Regions from separate parts of the Homo sapiens genome. Here region 1 is linked to region 2. The links are chromatin loops, found by intact Hi-C in ENCODE. Cell type or tissue: heart right ventricle. All regions are shown on one strand.

Region 1 (2,500 bases), 1.2 Mb after region 2:
AATATGGAGGAAATTATTTATATGCAGGGAAGTTATTTATATGCAGAGCTGTTAATGGCAGCAATCTGCATGACAAATTTCTACTTAATAAGCAATGAAATAGTTGGATAAATGTGTATTTCTACATGGGTGAATTTCCCAAAATTCACACTTCAAAGACAGTTGCTGACATTTTTTCAATGAGAGATTTTATTAGATAATGAGTCATCTTAGAGTTATCTTGTAAGTATTCTTTAGTCTTAATTTAAATTTAAATGAAAGTCAATTCAAAGTGTTGTATTTTCTTAAATAAATTTTGTTTTATAAACATTAGAAATTAAATAGGACTACCATATGGTCTAGCAATCACACTTCTGGGTATATATCCAAAGAAAATCAGTTCAGTATGTCAAAGAGATGTTTCGTATTCATTGCAGCTTTATTCACAATAGCCAAGATATAGAATCAATCTAAGTGCCCATCAATGGATAAACGTAGAAAACATGGGCTGGGTGCGGTGGCTCACGCCTGTAATCGCAGCACTTTGGGAGGCCGAGGCGGGCAGATCACGAGATCAGGAGATCCAGACCATCCTGGCTAACACGGTGAAACCCCATCTCCACTAAAAAAAAATACAAAAAAAATTAGCCGGGCATGGTGGTGGGCGCCTGTAGTCCCAGCTACCCGGGAGGCTGAGGCAGGAGAATGGCGTGAACCCGGGAGGCGGAGCTTGCAGTGAGCCGAGGTTGTGCCACTGAACTCCAGCCTGGGCTACAGAACGAGACTCCGTCTCAGTTAAAAAAAAAAAAAGGAAAGAAAACGTGGTATATATACACAATGGAATACTATTTAGCCTTTTAAAAGAAGGAAACCCTGTCATTTGCAACAACATGGATGAACCTGAAAAACATGTTAAGAGGAACAAGTCAGGCACAAATACTTAATGATCTCGCTTATATGTGAAATCTAAAAAAGTTGACTTCATGGAAATATAGAGTAGAATGGTGATTATCGGGTGCTGGGAGTTGGGGTAAGATGTGGTTGGGGAAACGGTCAAAGAATAAAAAATTTCAGTTAAAGAGGAAGAATACATTCAAGAGATCTATTGTACATGTTGAATATAGTTAGTAACAATATTTTGTATCCTCAAATTGCTAAGAGAGTAGATTTTAAGTGTTTTTGACACAAAAACTGATAATTATGTGAGGTAATACATTTTTTAATTAGCTCCCTTTAGCCATTCCACAATGTATACATCTTTTAAAACATCATGTTGTACATGACAAATATATACAATTTTTATTTGTCAACTTAAAAAATATTAAAGATTTAATGTAGATAAATGAAAGAAAATTAGGAATTAAGGTACAAAAATTATTTATAGTGTTTATTATTGGTCTATGTTTACATAGTATTTCTTTGTCTCCATTAGTGTGTCATACAAATACCCAACTAGAAACATGACTTTACAAATGGTGTATCTGATCTTTTATGTCCCTAGTTATTATTTTAGCCCTGTCTTTTTTTTTAATAAAACATATTCTGCTTTTTCTTGTCCTCATCCTTCTATGAGTTGAATTAGTGACTCTACTCCAAAGTAATGGTGTTGCTTTCTCAGACCATATGGTGATACAAAGGCATATGAGTTATCATAAGCATGGTCTGTGTAGGCAAAGCATGTAACTCCACAAATGCTTCTTGAGAGATTCTAATATAATCTGTGCCAGACCTGCACAAGGCATAGAGAATAAAAATTTGCACCCCACACAGTCACTCCTCATTCATTCATTCAACAATAATCAAGTACCTGGTAATGCTAATGCAGTGTACTATAATTCCATATACATAAACTAATATTTTTAAGATACATGAAGGTTATGTTATAACTAATAGTCAATGTATTTTTAAAATTACTGTAATCAAATTGTAATTGTAATTAAGTATTTTCTTAATCAACAGAAACTAAAAGTATAATTTCCATCAACTCCTTTTAAGTATAAATGTAATTAAATGCCTGGCACATTCTTCACATTATATAAGGATCTTTATACTTAAGACATTTGGGAAACCCTACTTAGGCTTATCATTGACAAAACATTTTCAAAATCTTTTCATTTGGTCCTCACCACAATACTGTTAAAAAGACAGCCTAAGCTGTTTTGTGCTTCCTCCCTAGTTGGGCATCCCTGTGCAATGAGAGGGACAAACAAGGTGGTTTTAAGGTCAGAAACATCCAATTGCAGCATCATTGGGAAATTTGTAAGAGCAGCTTTTATAAAATGTCACCAACTCATGTATCTTTAAAAGATGTGCTGAATCTTATGCCTTGAGATTTTTCTTAGTTTCCTTATTTTCTATTCCCCTCCCACTTTCTCTTTGTCCCTTGGTGGCTTCATTAATCCCATATTACAATACAAAGTAAATAATAGTGCTCTGAAGTGCTTCCTATTTGTTCAGGATGAAGTCTGAAAAATGAAACTGCAATTTTTTTTCTTTTGAGACAAAGTCTCACTCTGTTGCC
Region 2 (2,500 bases):
GAGCAAAACAGAATAGTCTTTGCTCACTGTGCTGGTAGGGCAGGATGTTTAAAAAGTGATTCAAAAGGTGTCAAGTATTACAAGGAGATGTCCAGTTGCATAATTAAGAGTCTGACAATTGCTGATTTTAAGACTATTATTTAAATACATTGAAATACATGAGCATAAAACTTACCTCTAAAAGGAATTGTTGAAACAAAACTAGGTAATTTATATGATTTACCATAGATTCTTATTTTCCTCTTAAGGAGAGACTTGACTTGATTGTAGATTCTTCTTCTTTTCTTTTATTTTTTTTTGATACAGAGTCTTGCTCTGTCACCCAGGCTGGAGAGCAGTGGGGCCATCTTGGTTCACTGCAACCTCTGCCTCCAGGTTCAAACGATTCTCATGCCTCAGCCTCCTGAGTATCTGGGATTACAGGTGTGAGCCACCATGCCTGGCTGCTTGTAGCTTCTTTATGGTATTTATTTGTAGAGACCTAATGCATGATAGAGAGAGGATAGATTTTCCCAGGAACAACTAGTGGAATTGTGAACTTAAAGTTATTTTTTAAGCATTTATTGAACATTCACTAAGTGCAAGAAGATACTAGCCTTGCCTTTAGAACTGCACTGTCCAATTCAGCGACCACTAGACACACATAGCCATTGTGCACTGGAAATACGGCAAGTCCCAGTTAAGATGTGCTATAGATATAGAACCCACTTTGAATTGTGAAGTCCTCATACAAAAAAGTAAACTATTTCATTATTAATGTTTTATACATTATATATTAAAATGATGTTTTAGATATATTAGATTATATACAATATATTAAGATAAGTCTTACATATGTATGTATGTATACTATATACAATATATTAAGATAATATACAATATAAAATTAAGATTATATACAATATATTAAGATAAATCTTATCTGTTTCTTTAAGTGTGGCTACTAGAAAATTGAAAGTTATGTGTGTGACTTGCATTTGTGGGTCAATTATCTTCTTACTAGACAGTGCTTCTTTAGAATTTAATAGAAAGAATGACATGTCACATCATTGTAAGTCAATGGGACAAGTGGTTTAAGGGGGGTACCTATGAAGTATGGAGAAGGGTGCAGCTAATGAGCTGGTGTGCTCAGGAAAGGAGGCAAAGAGGTGGACTATGAGATAAGTTTTAAAGGCAGAATAAGATTTTCCTAGATAAATTGTATAGGAAGGCAAGTCAGGAGGAGAGAGAAGTTGGCCTAAGAACCTAGAAGCAGTAGTAGGAAACAATAGAAATACTATTTTCACAGTTGCCCATGATTTAGTTAAAATGGTGTATTACTAATTTAGAATGGTTATTATTGATTTGTCTTGTTATCTGAATGACAACAATATTTTTCTTATAAAAACTACTCAAATATCATGCATGCATTATCTCAGGATACCACCAGATGGTGCTGTGTTCTAGGATTGAAAAAGGCTGGCAAGAAAAAGTGGCTCTCTGTCTTGACTATCAGTGGTTCCTAAACTTTTCAAAAGGGCACTGTGATCATTTTTAGGCTTGCAAACCCAATATGTATATGTCCAATTAAAAATAAATTATATACCTAATATTGCACTAATATATTGTGGCAATTATAAGACACACCTATAGAAAAATTGAAATATAAAAGGCTATGATAGACTGAAGTTTTAATATTTCTTTCCTGCACTACAGTGAATCTTTTTTGGGGGTTGCATATCCCTGAGGTGTGTGCATCTGCCCTTTGAGAACACTGGTTTATTTTACAATTGTTATATAATTTAATTTTTTTTCATCTTTATAAAGATAAAGGTAACAACAAAAAATATAAAACAAAACTTTTTTTACTACATGTACGTATTCAAATATGGATCACAGTTACATATCAAACCATTTAAAGCACTGAAACTAGAAAAAGTTAAGACTTTTTTTGCTTGGGGATATTTATATTTTTCAGTTTTAAACCAGATTTGGTGTAATATATCAGAATCATAAATGGAATAAAATAGCAGACCAAGTCTAAATTTTTTTCTGTTATATATTTTTTTGTTTAAAAATCAAAAATGTTAACTTTAAAAAGCATTAACAACCAAGGCAAACAAACAAAAGAATGGGTATGAATGCCAATGGTGCCCATATCAAATAAATATGTAGAATTGAATTTTTCTTTGACTGCTAATTTTCCTTTTGTTTTATTAATTTATTTATGTATTTATTTGGAATTGAATTTTTTAAAACCATAAAAATCTCCAAACAAAGAGGAAAACGTTCTGACTTTATCAGAGGAATACAATTGCAGTTTTCCCTGATTTTACAGAACTATCTCTGTATAAAGTTTTTTTCTTGATTTATTTTTTTTGGTTTTTTATTTGCATACATTTTAAGAAGTACAAATGCAGTTTTATTACATGGATGTATTGCATAGTGGTGAAGTTTGGGCTTTTAGTATAAATATCACCTGAATAACATGCATTATATCCACTAAGTAATTTCTCATTCC

Evidence for each region. A loop is a pair of places that touch in the nucleus more often than their neighbours do. Peaks named below come from ENCODE experiments on the same cell type or tissue, not always from the same donor. Only the 100,000 strongest peaks of a DNase experiment are listed, where the experiment ranks them.
Region 1: it touches region 2 in a loop (7-fold over the local background); 11 of 110 quality-filtered maps call a loop at or near these places.

Annotation. Positions count from the first base shown.
Region 1 is chr6:55,223,851-55,226,350 of GRCh38, forward strand. The region is part of intron 1 of HCRTR2 (hypocretin receptor 2); the gene reads left to right. Among named protein-coding and RNA genes, the nearest start is that of HCRTR2, 51 kb to the left of the region's middle. In heart right ventricle, no CTCF peak of the experiment used is centred here; no DNase peak of the experiment used is centred here.
Region 2 is chr6:53,978,237-53,980,736 of GRCh38, forward strand. The region is part of intron 1 of LOC101927189 (a long non-coding RNA gene); the gene reads left to right. Among named protein-coding and RNA genes, the nearest start is that of MLIP-IT1, 19 kb to the right of the region's middle. In heart right ventricle, CTCF peaks have their summits at 1,425 (motif pointing right) and 1,625; no DNase peak of the experiment used is centred here.